2 separate regions of the Mus musculus genome follow, and region 1 is linked to region 2. Evidence: chromatin loops called from intact Hi-C (ENCODE). Cell type or tissue: heart. All regions are shown on one strand. Links, peaks and the distances in the headings refer to the core of each region. The heading gives the core; the rest is flanking DNA. Region 1 overlaps Atg10 (autophagy related 10). Region 2 overlaps Atg10 (autophagy related 10).

Region 1 (8,923 bases), core at 142-8,141, 240 kb after region 2:
AGCAATGTGTATTACTCAGAGACAAAGATGCCTTTGAAAAATGAATTGTCAAGCAGTTTAAATTTATACTCCATTAAATTTAAGTGTTTTACTTAGTTATTTTTTGAAGGAAGAAGGTTTTGGTTCTGGTTTGTTTGTTTGTTTGTTTGTTTGTTTGCTTGTTTTTGCCGTCATTGTTGTACTGAGATGCAGAATTGCTCTATAACCTTAGCTGTCCTGGATCACACTATATAGCCCAGGCTAACCTTGAACTCAGAGCAATTTATCTACCTTAACCTCCCAAATACTGACATAACACCATACCTAGCCATTATTTTTTTTACATTATATAAATTAAGGAACAGCCTTTATAACAACTAGTTCCTAAGTTACACTGCAAATAATAAAGATATTTCTGATGTGTTATTATGCGTCTTTTGAAATACAATCAAGCAGGTTTAACTGAGGAATCAGTGATTAATGCAGGGGGAAAGCTCTCTAATTCTTCTTTAAGAATAACATACAAAGCCAGCCATGTTAGCACATGCCTGTAATCCCAGCATTTGGATATGGAGACAGAGGGCCAGGAGTTCAAGGCCATCCTCAGTTACAGAGCAAGTTTAAGGCCATCTTGGATTACATGAAATTCAGCCTGAAAAGCACAATAAAGAATAACAGAAAATTAGCGAATGTTAACCATATAAAGTCTAACCTCAAGAAAGTGGGAGCATTTCTTTGCAGTGTCTGAATGTCCTGTTTCCACACCACAGAGACAGAAAGAAACTTTCAAGTGTGTGAGAATTGCTTTAGCAATACGCTGTGAAAAACAGATTTACAGATATTAATTTAAAAAGAAAGTTCAGGTCCCCAAAGCTCACATAAAAACGTGGGAGCAGCAGCTTAAGCCTGGGCTCCTGTCCCTGGGGAGGCAGCAACAGGAAGCTCCCTGGGGCTAGCTAGCCAAGCAGTGCATCCGAACTGAAGCAGACAACACAGGCAATAAACAGTGAGCAACCTTGCCTTGCTGGGCTTAGGCTGCGCACCGGTGCTCTTGGTGGTGAGGACTCTCCGTGTGTATCGTGTATCATGCACACACACACAACTCCAATGTATCTATCCAGCTGTATGTTGGCAACCTAGCACCCCATCTCACTGACTTCCAAGCACACCCCACTTCAAAGGATGCAAGAAGTCTCTGTTCCTCATAAGGCCCACCAGTCATATGGTTTCTAGTCAATGATGGCTGACTAGAAACCAGTCAAACATACCTATGATGACTCACACATACCCGGGTTGCCTGAAGCTCTTGAGGGCCCTCACTCCTATTTCTTTCTTATCTATACTACCAAGTTGCCTTAAATACGTTTCTTGCTACTCTGGGATCTGTGTGAACCTTTATTACAGGAATAATGAGCCAAGAACCAGAAAACACCAGCCAGAACCTCACCACCACTAATAAAATGACTAAGGAGAGTCTGGATCTCAAAAGTTCTGATAAGGAGTGACTAAGAACCACACTGCACATCAACCTCTGGCCTATACAAACACACACACAAATATAACACATGTGTGAACAGACACACACACACACATAACAAACACAATTAACAAATAGAAAACTCTAGAAGGAGAGTTGAAATGAGCTTTTTTGTTGTTTTTGTTTTTGTTTTTGTTTTTACAGTGTGGGAAGCCTTGTGCATGGTTGGCAGGTGTGATTTCCCTGAGCTACATCTCCAGCCTACTGTGATATTAAATTTCTAAATACATACTAAAGATTTCATGAATGCACAAAAATAGAGCTGAGATTCGTGGCGCCTCTGTCCAGAGAACGCTAGACCTTCTTATATGATATTGGGCTTTACGGACTGCAATAAGATCACAGTAACCCCAAGTGAAGATGCCTGTAGACATGTTTTATGATTCACCATAATAAACATCATTAACCATGTGGTATAAGGAGAAGAGCACTGGCTCATATAGTGGCTTTATTGGTTTTCTTAAAACATAAAAAGGACCCACTCTGAAAACAGCAAAGGCTAAGAGTGAACATTATAAACATTGCTGTGAAGTTCAAGTTAGATCAATAATCAAAAACTAGGTGGAAAGAGGTTTTAAAGTTTGTTAGCTTAATATTATTACTTCAAAACAATTTAAAAATCAGAGAGAAATGAATCCATAATTGAATCTGAGTGTACAATGTCTAAACTTGGAACACTCCCTGTCCCCTAGTGCTCCCGTCCTCAGGGTACATGCATGCAAGCACACGAATGCTGTCTGTCTATACAGAGTAGAGGGCTCCATTGCTCTCCAACCCCTGACCCTGGAAATTACCTGAGACTTAGAATCCTTTCATGGTACTTTGTGTTTTAGCACTGACAAAAAAAATATATCCATTTTTCAGAATGGCTTTTTCTCTGATTCTGGGCATTTAGAGAGAGATGTGAGCTCTAGAGTGGACAGTGAAACTGTAGAAATAGTAGTGGGGGAAGCCACGGTGTTAAGTAGCTTCTATGTTATTCTGTGATAAAACAGGGTTCCAACTGAATACAAGGGAAAAAAATCATGCAGGAGATAGGGCCTAGTCAAAGATATTTTGTAAAGGGCTAGCTATAGCTAAGTAGGACAGATAAGTTATGAGGGAGCTCAGAGGCAATGAAAATGGGTCACGTGGGGAGCTCAGCAGGTCTGAGCCCGTGTAGAGGCAGCATAGAGCCCCTCTCAGAGCTCAGGTCAGGCACATACACTGAGGCAGGGCTGGCTGAGAAACCAGTCAAGCCACACAGACACCCGACCCCAGAACTACCGTGCTGCCTACCCACAGACCACCCAGGACGCCTCACTAAAGTCTGGTTTGATCTTCACCGTGTTTAAGATCATGACTTTTAACCAGTTACCAACACTTAACAACTCAGAAACTTCTCCTAAATCAGGAGTTTTTACTTTTCTCAAAATATTAAAAGATCTAAACGTTCAGACAGCCTGGACAGCCACTTACCATCGGCCCCATTTTTCACACTGCTTAATCCCTGAAGGTTTGTCCCACGTACCTTACACCCAGGTCTCCACAGACACAGACATTTGCTTTTACAGTCACTACCTTCAGGCTACATGGATCTTCTCTGGTGTTGGTGTTTTGTTTTGCTATCTAAGGGCTTATCCCACTTGGGGTAAAGGCCCTTAATTAAAGGTACAATGCTCACTTAAAGGGTAAGGACCTTTCTTAACTCAGTAGCCAGGACAGTAAACATGCAATTAGACTTCACTATGCTATTTCAGAGACTGGCCAGCAACAAAGTCCAATCTTAAAAACTAATTCTTCAGACCATAGTTTACAATTACAGTGAAGAACTTCTGGCAGAAATGTCTCCCCGCCCGAAGGCTCCCCCGAACTCTAGAACTACCTCGTTTCACACCCAATGGCATACAGACCCCAGTCCTACTCTATTAGATCTCTGAAATGTTAACAGTGTTACCTTGCTTCCAGCTAATACAGAAGGGGGCGGGCAGAGATAGATACAGTGGAACCTGCCTGTGATCCCAGCACTTGGGAGGCAGAGTTTAAGGGATCAGAAGTTCAAGGCCGGCCTCAGTTACATGATGAATTGAAAGTCAAACCAGAGCTACATAAGCCTCTGTCTTAAAAACATAACAAAATAAAAAGGGCAAAGGGCAAAGAGAAACTTCCCGCATGGTTCCCAGGAGGTTATAAGCCAAAGGGGGACATGAGGGGCTTATTCACTACCTTACCGGAAAACCTGGATCTTAAATTATGTTTTTCATTATTGAAATATTCTTGAAAGTTCTAGCTCTTTGAAAGCACCATGAAATTTAGTATATTTTAGTCTTTAAACATGAGTTCCAGCTATCCAATCTACAGAGTGTGAAAATGGTTAGAAATGTGTTTTAAAAATAATCATAATTTTGAGATTTCTGAGAATTTCCAGGAACACTGATCCATTTTCCTGATTCTCAAAAAGTAGCATAAAGGGTATCTGAGAACACCGCTTTTTCTTACTGTGTGCTATAATTCTAAAATTTATTGCTGCCAAATAAAAAGTAACTTTATAAGAGTCAGAAACCTATACCTGAGCTTCAGTTCCTAACACCAAGAGAGGTAGAAAAGGAATAAGGAAGGGAGGGAAGGAGGAAGAATGGGAGGGAGGGAGGGAGGGAGGGAGGGACTTAGACTCATTGACTATCAGAACAATTAAATTAAGCTAAAGACAGAGAGCTGTTAGGAGTATTGCTTACCATGTTCCTTCTCGATTGTGAAACAACACAGGAATATCACAAAGAATGCAGTATGGACCCAGCAAAGTTACTGGTGTAATATTGACATGCAGAGATAGTGATTCCTTAATAGAACTCAGAGAACATATAATATGAATGAAAATTCAAACATAATAGTAATAAAAACTATAAAACTACCCAAGAGTAAATTTAATAAAGGCACAAATGAAGTCAGCTGTCCACACAGGGCCTGAGGAAAGGCCCCTAGGGGTTAAAAATCTCTGATTATCACTGTGACTCATGCCTGTAATCCCAGTTCAGCGGAAGCAGGCTGCACCACCAAGCAAGACCATGTCTCGAAGTAATACAGTGTTGAGTCACTAAGGAAACAGTACATCTGAGAACACCCACAAGCACCCAGGAGCCACCAGTCAGAGCTTGGTTTAGGGAAATAACCCCAAGGAGACCATGGCTTCAGCCCAGTGACATTCTGAGCTGGCGCAGGACCTGCATCTCCCAACTCAGTCCTACATCGCAGGAACCAGGGACAAACGTTCAGGTTTCTCAGATGCACACAGGAACCAGGAAGCACAGAAGCAAGAGCCTGAGCCGGCCATGAATCAACTGAAGTGTCAGACGGGAAAACCTGTTCTCGAAAAAGACTTCAGGCAACTCACAGAAAGCCTTTAGCAGAGAACACTACCAATTGTGTATAGGGAAATACTTGAGCATATCAGGCTTTTTTACATTATTTTAGAATAGAATCAAAAGACTAAACATTCTGTACGATCTTTGTTATTAAGCAGTTCTCAAATATCCCAGTCCTTAATCCTGGAGACTCTTTGAGTGCTGAGCTTTGACATGATTTCAGGATTACCATTACCATTACCATTACCATTACCATTACCATTACCATTACCATTACCATTACTATTACCATTACTCTCTAGAACAGCGGCTCTCAACCTTCCTAACTCTGGGACCCTTAAGGGCTAACAAGCAGCTGAAAGAGTCAGATGCAGATACTTACACCCAACCAATGGACAGAAGCTGAGGACCCCTGTGGTTGAGTTAGGGAAAAGATGGAAGAAGCTGAGGAGGAGGGCAACACCATAGGAAGTCCAGCAGTCTCAACTAACCTGGACCCCCAAGGTCTCTTAGACACTGAGCCACCAACCAGGCAGCATACATCAGCTGATATAAGGCCCCTGACACATATACAGCAGAGGACTGTCTAGGTCTGGCCCCAGTGAGAAAAGATGCACCCAACCCTCGAGAGACTTGAGGCCCCAGGCAGTGGGGAGGTCTGGTGATGTGGGGATGGGGGGAGACATCCTCTTGGAGACAGGGTTGGATGTATGGGATGAGGAACAGACAGAGGGCGGACCAGAGGGGGATAATGACTGGAATGTAAAAAAAGGTTAAAGAATAAATAAAGAACTGATTCAATATGAAAAAAAAAGAGAAAGAGCTCCTCATGTTGTGTTGACCCCAACCATAAAATTATTCTGTTGTGACTTCATAGCTGTAATTTTGCTACTATTGTGAATTATAATGTAAATATTTAATACGTGACCTCCAAAGGGGTCTCAACTCACAGGTTGAGAACCATGGCTCTAGACAAAAATAGTGTCCTAAGAAAATTCTAGTATAGCCAGGTGTGATGACACAAGCCTGTAATTCCAGGACTTGGGAGGTAGTGGCAGGAGAGAGACTATTCAATGTCATCTTTGATAACGTATAAAGTTCAAGGTCAGAGCCTATCTCAAAACTGAAACCAAAGAGAAAGGGAGAGAGATCATTTATAATGTAAACAACTAGTTTGAAGCTCCAGAGAAACATTTATTTACATAGCAATAATTAATATTGTAAGGGACCTTATCTATTAATTCAGGAAGGTCACCTAAGGACTTTTTTAGATAATACTTTATTAGCCAAATAATTATGATTACATATAGTTGGAATAATAAAATAGACATCTGTTTTAGTGAATGCTTTAAATTCTTGCCTTTTGTTAATTCAACCCCACTTTTATTCCTTATTATCAATTATCGATATCTTTATACAACAAAAATAAATAACCCTTGACTAAAAAGGGAAATAGGAGCCCCTGTTGTAGCCAGGTGTCATTACCAACACCTGTGACCGGTCAACCGGGAGACAGAGAGGAAGGGCTGCTGTGAGTTTGAAGGCAGCCTGGGATACGTCGAAAACACCAGGCTAGCTCTGCTGTGCAGTTAGACCCCATCAAAACACATGAACCAAACATGCATCTTCTGCTCTCACCTTGGCTGTTCTCCATTCCCAGCCATCGCCTATCTGCTGTGAATGTCTGATGAATTCTGCACAATAATGCTGGAAGCTTTTTTCTCCAAAGAACTCATCCTCCATGTTAATGAGAACTGCAATAAAATAAATAAATAAATAAACAAACAGTATTAGCATTAGCTTAAGTTAGCCAGAGTTGGGCAAGACAATGGAAACCACCCTCAGGGCCACCTGTGAGAGAGTCCCTCTCCCCACAGTCTCACCCTGACCCCATTCGGTTTTAGGGAACATTAACCCTGAAAGCCTATACTTTAAACAAGAGTATTCATCTATGGAGTTCTCTTTGACTGGTATTTAGTTGTTTGAGAGGGATTCTTGTCTGGTTTTCTTTTTGAATTTCTGGGCACTGACCCCAGGGCCTCACACATGTTCAACATGCACCCTACAAATCAACAGATCATCTGACCAAACACTCTGGGCTGTTGTTTGCTTTTATAATGATAAAGGTGATGTTGGACGTAGTATAATCCTCACTATTAATTTTATCTAATTCTGAGATAATGCTCTCAAACATGTTCCTCGAAACCTTCCTGCTTCCTACCTCAGCACTTACACTGCCATGTTACAGTGATTCATGGGAGCCAGCTGCCCTTCACACTTTATTAGAAGGGTCAACTCTCCAACAAATGCTGTTGCAAAGCTTGAAATTGCTTTCCAAGGTATAAAGTTAATTAATTACTACTAGATCGAACTCACAAATGTGACAAGCCAAGAAATACTCATATATTTGTTGTAGAAAGCTGTTCAAAACATAAAGTATTATTTCCAGAAATATTTTAGCACAGAAGAAAACTGCCAGATCATGTAGTTGAGGCCTCTCAATGAAAGAAGCTATATGCAACAAATGCTCTGTCGTCTCATTAGCTGTGAGCATCAAAAACACTGCTTAGCCTATCAACTACTACAGTGTGAGACACTTCACATTGCCACGCAAAACTCTCACAACCCAAAGGTGTATTATCTCCATTCCTTAGATGAAAACTCAAAAAGAATCTGTTCACAGATACAAATAAAAAAGGATTCAGAGCTATGACCTGTCTATTATACAAGCCACTAAGCATGCGGAGAGCCTAGTAATGTCAGAGTAACAGAGCTAAGGACACGGCTTATTCCCAACCCACTAAGCAGACACTTCAAATTTAGCCAAACCTACAAAAGCATGTGTCTATGCACCCAGTTGAATGTATATTAAATAGGCACCGTGCATAGAGAAAAGTTAGACGTGAAAAAGCAGACACTTTGCCTTGTAAGAACTCATGCTCTAAGAAAGGGAGATAACAAAGCAATATCAGTGGAGAGTCCTCACCAGCCTTTATTCACCAAGCTCTGGATTAACTAGCACACTCAACGTTGCTTCAGCACACTGACTCTGCAACATGGCGACCATAAAGCATTCTGTTCCTGAGAGACGAGGGCATGCTCACCAACTATATTCATGTATCATAAATACAGAGTTTAATTAAACAAACCAATAGAAGACAACTGTAATTTCCGTGATTGCATATCTTGTAAATGCCTCAATAAGGGCCAGATAAATGTGTGCCTCTCGAAGAAAAGCCCACTGTTCCCAAGCAAGATGACTGCAGTGTACCTGAAGGCACAGACATGGAGAGGAAACATACAAACCCATGACTCTGTATTCAACCAGCTACATAAGGGGCTTGAGAGCTTCCTTTTAATCAAAACCAGAAATTTAGAAGGTGTGTCCTAGGTTCAGTTTAACCAAGAATAAACTATGATCTGAGTGTAACAGTGTGCCTGTAATTCTAGCTCCTGAGATGGAGGCAAGGAGTTCAAGGTCACTCTCTGAGTCACACAGAGGTCAAAGGCAGACTGGGCTCCATGAGACTCTATCTTTACAAACAAGGTGGAGGGCATGAACAATAAACTTCAATCAAGTAGCTACACTCAAAGAAAATGAATGCTTTAGCCATACTTTCAATTTAAGAATACAGTTTTACATTATAATTAAGTTTTTGTAGCATACACTTTTTATTTCTTTTTTCACAAAGCAATCTTCCTATATAGCCCAGGTTGGTCTGAAACTCACTATATAGACAAGGCTGGCCTGAAGCTCATGGCTATGATTAAAGTCACATACTACCATGATTGGCTCTTAACAGGGAAATACACTCTGGGTTTTCTCATTATTTGGTTTTGAAATTGAGTTTCAGTATGTAACCCTGGCTAGCCTGAAACTCACTGTGCAGATCAAGCTAGACTCCAACTTGCAGCAATCTGATCCTCTTGCCTCTGCCTTCTAAATGCAAGGACAACAGGCAAATACACACCACGCCCAAATCTGGCCATATTCTTAATATGGCTTCTGGATGCACATGAAACTTCACACACTAAATTTTATCCATATTTCTCCTGGGAATCATTC
Region 2 (8,923 bases), core at 757-8,756:
TCAGAACAAAACTCAGTCAGGTACATAATTTCACAAGAAAAATACTGCCTAGAATTGGTTTGCATTAGTGGTTTTATGTAGCCCAGGTTGTCCTCAAACTCTTTTTAGTTGGAGTTGACTTTGAATTTCTGATATTCAGCCTTCTTCTTCCAAGCACTGGAACTAAGGCATGCACCAACAATTTGCTTCGTAACTCATGATTTTTCTTTATCTGAAGTAATCAAATAATCTGAAAGTGAGCGCATAAAAACAAACATGGGAAGTGTTACCAAAGCAACGGTGCGCCTCCTAAAGAGGCTTCTGTAAAGGCATTAGCACCAGATAGGCTGTGTAGTTCTAAAAGTCTGCTTTAAAAGCCGTGTTTTAAAGCTGAAGAAAACATTTTCAGGAATGAGAAAAGAGCAGGTGGGGTGAGCTTGGGGAGCAGAAACAGGCTGTGTGCCTGGGATATTTCCAGAGAGAAGACACAGAACAAAGTGCAAAGGAAGGCAGAGTCCACGGACTTCAGGCCCTGGGGACGGAAGCTGCCCTCCTCTGCTTAAGTACAATGGAAGGAATTGTGGATAGCAACTCCTGGTAAAAATCTTCAAGATCAGTTTTTCCAAAGCCATGATGTTCTCTTTGGATACATATAATCAGTGTAAATGTCTAATGAGAGAACCACTTAGAGCTCAGGCTCCTGGCAATTATGTGGCTCCTCCTGCTTCTCACCCCATTCTGATAATAAGATGCTCCCCCGCCCCCACCCCCCTTCCTTGGAGCACGTTCCTGGGGATTTTGTTGAGCTAAAATTAGTTTTTCTCTTTAGAAGCTCTCTCAAAGACACTCCAAGAAGAAAATTCCCTGGGATGTGATAAATTCATTGCAGCGACTATGCAACCCCTTCTAATAATGAAAGCTGTTAGGTAAATATCTGAGCTCAGGGAGGTTAGTATGTTCCCAGTTTCCTGACTACTAACAATCAGAAACAAGGTAGCAGAAGCAATGCCACCCACAGCTGAAGCGTGACAGGGTCAGAGTCCAGGCTACAGAAATAGGATCACGGGGAGTTTTAAGTTTAGGGCTTTTGAGACAACTGTGAGTATTTTGGAAGCAAGTAAGTAAAGGATTGCACTGACGCGTAAGTCAAAGGTCACAGTTTCTTCTCCTTCCCCTCTTCCTTCCTCTCTACTCCTGAGACAGGGTCCCCACTATGCAGCCTAGGCTAGCCTCAAACTTGAAGAAGACCTCTTACTCTGGAGAGGGACCACAGGCCTCCATCATGAGGCAGGTAGATTGCAAGCTCAAGGCTGGCCTATGCTACAAAGTAAAACCCTGTGTCAAATAAAAATATTAAAATAGTAATGGTAATAACAAGAATGCTGTAAAGATACAAGTAGAACCTCAGCTCACTTCACAATCACTTTATTTCATCAGAGTAATCTCTGTTGAATTTTAAGAACTGATTTTCATTAATTTTGGTTTCATTGGCGTCTCTACACAAGAAAGCCTAGAAACGCAGAAGAGTTTAGGGTCCTGAAAGAAGACTGGTACAGGAAAGACATGGGCTCTGTGTATTCAATCATGAGATGGAGCCTGATGTAGAGGCTAAGCCGACCATTCTTTTCTCCTTCCAAACTGAACAGTCAAGTTCCATGCAGCCTCAGACCCAGGAGTCTTTACCGATCTACTTACTGGTCCGTAATAGTTATGTACACAGCCAATGAATATGTTTCTGACCAAAACATCCTACTTCTTAATATTATTTCACATATATTATTCTTTATTGTGAATGGTCATTGCAACTTCCCCTACATAATATGCCATCTTGTTACTAAATCACAGTGTATACCACAATGAAACATTTGGATGATTTTCCAGTTTTATATTATTATATGTTGTGCATATATATATTCCTTATGGCTTATCTCCTTAGAATAACATTTATGACTGTGTTAAGACAGTAGGAATATGTGTATTGCCTATCCCTTTATAAGAAGATTCAGTTAACTTTTGTTGCCCTGGTACAAATTGCATTCCAATCCCTGCTTATTTTAAAGTAACACTGTCTTAATATTGCAACTTTGAAATATTTCATATCAACAGTGCATAGAATCTTTCATAAAGCCCTAGGCAACCAGCTTTGGCTTTACGCCACTTTTGACCTGGCCACGGGATGCAAACCGAGAAATAATTGACTTGTTGCAAAATAACAGAGGGAGGAGGGTTGTGCTTGGGGTGGGTCTGACTGTCTAAAATGCTTGTAAATTTATAAAGTACAGTGCTCTTCCTGACTGGACAGGGCAAGAGTCAGACTTTTCAAAAGCAGTATGTTTCAAGGCTCTATGTTCTAAGAATGGGCTTGCATTTTCTGGCACGAGTCTTCTACAAGCTGCTGTTTGAATCTCAAAGGGCCATGGAAATAGGACATAGAAAATCAAATTAACTAAAGCTCATATTTGCCTGAGTTCCTGCATTGATTGGTATTAATATGGCAAGAGTGTTAACATACCCCTCAGGAAAAAAAATCTATTTACCCTGCAAAGGGTCTGAAGAGAAATATTAAAGAAGTGGCTGGTGGGATGGTTCAGAGGCTAAAGGAGCTTGCCACTAGGTGTGACCAGCTGAGTTCGATCCCTGGAACTACACAGTAGAAGGTGAGAACTGACCAGGTGCCCTCTGACTGCACAACCCCCACACAAACAATAATAAAAACAAAAATATAACAAAAAATTGAAACAGGAATATTAAGTCTAAATATCAACCTACGGAACTGTATATTCGATATGCTGACATAAAATTTACCTACAAACAAGGTAGCATCCGAACTTTCATCATGAAGCATAGTGTGTGTGTGTGTGTGTGTGTGTGTGTGTGTATATGTGCGTGTGTGTGTGTGTGTGTACCTAGATAGTATATACATGTCATTTTCAGTGTACTGTAAAACTGATGATCATAAATGAAACTATCGCATAACTCTCTGACATGTGTTCAACTGAAAATAAATACCCACCATTATTCACTGAAAAACATAGAAATACTTGGAAATTTTATTTTTTCTTTCTGTCATATTTCCATCCTGCTTTTTATCATAATGTATATTTTATGCTTAAAATCATTTTATTGATCTTTATGTAAAGCTAAAAACAGATATATATGGAGAACAGGGTTTTATATTTCTCTGTGATAATTTCAGAAAATACTACATTGGGTATCTGATTTAGTTCTCAATAAAATTTTCACTAGTACTTAGATGACTGAAATAACAAATATATTTAAATTTTAATAAATAAAATTTTAATAAAATTTAATAAAAATTACAAAGCAAAAGTAATTTTTGAAGTTACAAGTAACCGCATCATATAGCATATATAAGTATTCCGGCATACTTATATGGACTTTCATCAGTACGTAAATATTTTCTATGTAGCACAGTTTTTCATGTGTGTATAAATCACTAGACTCATTTCACTATCCTACTATTATTATCCCCATCTTATAGATGTAGAGTAAGGAGAAGAAAGTTGAGATGACTCCTCGGAGACTCTCTGTCTCCATATCGGAGGCACATACCTATCTCCTCTGCTCTCTAATACTTAGATCTGGGACATGGGTGCCATAAATGAAGCTGCCACGTTACTCTGTTCAGTGCCCTGGTATGAGCAAAGGCTAAAGGGCAGGGGGCGGGGATTGGAAGGGAAAATCTCTACTTCAAGTGTCTCCACAGTCAGTCAGATTGTTTGAGCGGGTATCTACGAAAGTAGGAGATACAGAAATTCTTTCCCTTAAAGCATTATTCTCATACATCTATTGAGAAGACGGTGAGAACATCAAGGGAACACCCCATTTTAAGGGCCGATGTCTCCTCTATCTATGATACAATAAAAATCAGAGAAAGTTTTGTAAGTCATTTTTAATGCTTTTGATTCTAATTTTAATTAAAATTTAAATAATTTTAACTCCCAAATTTCATCTTAAAATGGCAGTCAGTGTTTCCCTGGAATGACACGAATGCTAAACTGTAACAGCATGGCCGTAATCGTAACTATAATCTACATGGTTGGCTTATAATGATGATATGCAATGCATGAGAAGACAGCAGGTCAATAATGGAGCCGTGCACACAACGCTCCTTTCAAAATCTGTATTTGCATTTCTATTACTGAGATCATTTCCTAATAATGAAGTTGCCATGAGAGAAGTCCCCATTACGAAGGAAGCAGTGTTACAGAAACAGCATTATTAAAGCATCGCTGTGTACAGGAACTTTTATTAGGGTGATACAAGTTATATATCATTGTAATAAAGTTCCTATTATAACTTTAATTGCATAAAGCTGTGTTTGAGTATAGCAATGTGAGAGCTGCAGGACTTTTAATAAACTATCAAAATAATGCTTTGGTAATAGGATTGTTTAGCATAGTAATACTTCAGGGAAGACCAAGCTCACTAATGGATGATGCTTATTTCACTGATTATACATGCTCTATCAAGAATTAAAATGAAAAAAAAATGGGAAAGAGATGAGACATGATCTCTGATGCAATATGCTAATATATGCATGGAAACACACACATTAGTTCTCTTTAATATAACAAATCAATATCTCCAATTCATCTGTTCATGGAAGATTGTAATCTGGAAATATGGCCATCAATGACTATAATAATTAAAAGATTTAATGCTCAGGTTGAAGGCTTGCTGGCAATCTAAATGCTAACAAAAACAATGAGAAAACCTACAAACATGCTGACATATGCTGAAAAGTGCCTGCTAGAAAAATTAGAGACATATGAGCTTTAAGAACTTAAACACACACATGCACACATACCATGAATTGACTTTAAATGATTAATTTCTTCCCTTCAACCAAGAAACAGGGCTATACATTCATTATGTGCACACTCAAAGATGCTTGTACACATTGTCTGCTTCAGAGTTATAGCTACAAGTTAAAACTTCACTTAGGTTCACAACAGGGAACTTTAGTATATTTGTTATTTATGTATTTACACTTTTTTTTTTTTCAAAATTCTCTAATAGAGTCAGTCTTGGGCTGTTCCTCCTGGAAACATGTAGAACATCCGCCAGCAGAGACCGCCAGAGAGCCATCCACCACACTGTAGGCATGGATGCTAGGCTTGCTGCTGAGGAGAAACAGGCAGAGAAGGAGCCCGGCTGTGACAGGCTGACATAAGCTAAGGAGATGGAGACCACAGCCAGTGCTACAACCACCACATCTTCCCCCTCAATAGAGAAGCCAACGTCATTGGTTCTAGACTCCTGTGGCCTGTCTAGGAAGCAACAGCTGGCTAATCTGGAATCTGCTTGAAAAGCTAAGTGCTTTTCTTTATAAGAAAGCATCTCCTTGCCACAATGCCGTCTTCATACTGCCTTCCAGCTGTGAAGGTTCACAAACATGTGGGTACGGTCAACTTAAAACCCAGGATGTTCGTCTTCCCTAGTGACTCACGTGATTCAAAGGCAAACATGAGCAAAAAGCTCCTCTAATGCTATAGCTCTCATGTCTTTGCATTAACTGAGGGGCACTGTAATAGTTAGCTGGTATGGTAGTTTTTAAGATTACAACATTCTCCTTCAAATATGATCTAGCCAAACTACTTTGCACTGGCAATGAGGAAATCTATTTCTTAAATTCACAAATCTTGGAGTCTTTTACTTGGTACATTTTCATACTGAACAAGTACAGGGCTCAATTATTGTGTCAGTTGACTAAACATCTGCATATCTGCTATGTGGTGACACCCACATATTTGTAGAAATATCAGTTTTCATGCATAAAACAAAAAGTTTAAACCATGTAATTTTGAAAAATCTAACTTTCGCATTCCTTTAGTTTTACAGCTGACAACAGACACAGACCTTTTTCTTTAACTCAAGTGAACAACCCATTCTGTCTACTCAAGACCTCCAGAGACACCAACTCCCCATAGTGACAGGAAGAGCCTTTCAGATGAACACCTCCAGAGGCTCAGAAGTTCACTTTCACTGAAGGACTGTTTTGAAATCTCCTTTCACTTCATTGCTCTGACCCCTTAATTCTCCAAAGCATCTTTCAGCACCCCCACCCCCACCCCCACCCAAAGCACAGCTTCCACCAAACACTCCCATTTCTTTTCACCTATTGGAAGTTAGTCCCAAAATGAACTCTGGCGAGCATCTCTCCTCCAGCCGGCTCTAGTTCAGGCTTTTCATTCTTTCTCCGTTTTCATTCACTACAGAAACTCAAATGCTAACCTGATATCATCCCTTGCTCAATCATTTTGGGAACATAAATCTCTGTCAACAACCAATCAGAGCTCTGCGTCACAGGATAATGCCTGATTAATAGATTTGGGGTTTGCCTGGCTAAAAATCTATACCTACATGATAAAGTCTCAACTGCAAAGGTCTCTGTTTTTCTTGTAACTTGGTCCAGACAACTTTTCCAGACCGTCTTTTAGAGTATGCCTAATCACAGAACAGAGAGAAGGCTTCGGTGTGTACCTACCACATACCAAAGCATAATCTAAGCCCTAAACATCCTGCTGGCAAACACAACCACAAAGGTTCTGTGTTGCTCATACTCTCCCAACCCGAGCTGCTGCTGCTCATCCTCACAGCTATGCTGTCCCAGTTAGAGAAGGCTGGCTTTGCCCACACTGTATATTCCTATTGCAACTGTTATGGCTAGCTAGCATTTTCTTACTGCTGTGCCGGTCTTTCTATCTGAAAAATTCTCTCCACTTCAGTTCACAATAAAGTCTCTTCTAACTACAGCCAACTAATGTCTTCTGGGAGGAAAATTAGCCTCTCCCAGGGATGAGCCCCCTTATTGGTTGTCCAGTACAGAGTGGTTCACACACACACAAACACACACCAAAAATGATCTTACTACACTGTATTATTTAGACATACACATACATACATACGAATTGTATACATACGTATGTATGTTAACAACAATAATAAAAGAAGCTATAAACTGGAGAGTAGGAGACACAGGAGTGCTTCAAAGGAGGGTGGCCGGGCAGGACTAGAAGGAGAAAAGGGAGAAAAGGGAAGAAAGAAAGTGTTGTGTTCTAATTAAACTAAACACTTATTTAGGGGCTGGGGAAATTGCTCAGCAGTTAAGAGCACTGGGTGCTCTTCCAAAGGACCTGGGTTTGCCTCCTAGAATGCACACAGTCATTCAAACTCCACTTTGAATGGAGATTCCCATGTCTTCTTCTGGACTCTGCAGGTACTGTACAAACATACAAACATGCAGGCAAAGCGCCCATACACACAGACTAAAATTAAATAAAAATTTAAAGAGCCTGTTTTTAAAACATCTCTCTTTATAATCTCTCAGTGGTCTATGGCTTTAGCATGTCTTACCTGTACTAGCTGTCTAAGGCTATAAAGATTTCATTGTAGTCTTATGTAGTATTTTTTGAAGATTTTTTTATTATTATTTAAAATTATGTGTGTGGACATACGCATGCGAGTACACATATCCTTAGGAGTCAGAGACAATGAATCTCTCTGGAGGTGGACTTAAGAGTTTGTATGGTGTTGGTGCTGGGCCTTGAACTGGAGTCCTCTGCAAGAGCAGTCAGGACAAGCTCTTAACTGTTGAGCTTTCTCGGCAGCCCAGTTATGTGAAACTATTATCAACAATATCATATTATTATTGACCAATTCTTTTGTGTCATCTATGTGCTATTGTCCATCTTTGGAGAAAGGAGCTCATTCTATAGTTTTCTGTTCCCCAAACAGTGCTATCTCTCACGGAGCCTCATACCAATTCCATAAATCTCTATTTGTTAGTTATTGATGGCTGACGGCAAGACATGCCGGTGCTGGATGACGAAACTTATCTCTCACATCCAGGGGTGATCCGTAGAAATTTCGGAGGATCTCTCTCTGCCTAGCGACTGATAACACGGCCAATGTGTCACACAACTTAGCAACAGCCTAAGAGCTGTCATTCCTCATTCTGGTGACAAGCCACAAGTGTGCAGACACTGGCATGCAGACAGTATGTAATAAGATTATTTATATTCCAACTAATAACTTTCTTTTGCCATCTGCATATAGTAGAGATTGGATACATTCTTATCTGTGTGCTTATAGTGGAATTTCAATCTTTGGAGGCAACAAAGGGCATCTTAAAAAAAAATAACAAAAAACAAAACCAGATAGCAGATGATAATGGTATATGAGTGTGGCCTTGTTTGGTGCTATTAGTCACTGCAGATGCGTCTGCTATCTCTCGTCTGCATCTATAACTCTCACCACTGCCTCTTTACAGAGTAAACAAATGCTGCTTATAAACTTCTGGACACAGCCTGTCTGCATAGGGCTTTCTAATCCTCCAACCTGCTTAATAGACTTAAAAGCCTTGTTAAAACAAAGTGTATGGCATACAAATGACAGCACTATTCTGAGGGCTGTATCAGGGATGGTGTGGCCAAACTCCTTAAGCACAACACTTGCTTTCTTTGAAACCTAAAAGAACGACATGGCCTGACTGTTATCTTGGCAAGCACAGTTCTGCTCACACTATGTAACTGCAGCCTATGCACCTCTGAGATCCTAAGGGATGTCTTCCACCCCCGAAGCCCATTTGAGTTGTTATTAACCTTAGTGGACGATTTCTGTACAAGTATAATCACTGCCAGATGGCCCACCAAATGATGACTGCTTCATGGGATAAAAGCCATGGATCTCTATATAAATATAACATTACAACTCCTTTATGAACTATACAATAGAGTTAATTATAAATTTGGCAAATTATTTAATGAATACAAGGTCTGTTATCAACCTGAGGTAAGACCATTAATATCAGTAACAACTAATATGTACTATGTGACTATATACTATGAACTAGGAACTATTCAAAATGTTGTTTGTTAGTTCACAAAGCAACTTGGTGAGATTTGTGGTCTTAATGAAT

The links. Peaks named below come from ENCODE experiments on the same cell type or tissue, not always from the same donor. Only the 100,000 strongest peaks of a DNase experiment are listed, where the experiment ranks them.
Region 1: it touches region 2 in a loop (1.9-fold over the local background); 2 of 42 quality-filtered maps call a loop at or near these places.

The regions. Positions count from the first base shown.
Region 1 is chr13:91,201,823-91,210,745 of GRCm38, forward strand. Atg10 (autophagy related 10) reads right to left here. Exons shown (of 8, transcript NM_025770.3): 2 at 6,496-6,611. The coding sequence starts at 6,600. Among named protein-coding and RNA genes, the nearest start is that of Atg10, 18 kb to the right of the region's middle. In heart, for the core only: no CTCF peak of the experiment used is centred there; a DNase peak (open chromatin) is centred at 4,549.
Region 2 is chr13:90,962,550-90,971,472 of GRCm38, forward strand. The region is part of intron 5 of Atg10 (autophagy related 10); the gene reads right to left. Among named protein-coding and RNA genes, the nearest start is that of Gm46434, 35 kb to the left of the region's middle. In heart, for the core only: a CTCF peak has its summit at 5,073; a DNase peak (open chromatin) is centred at 5,102.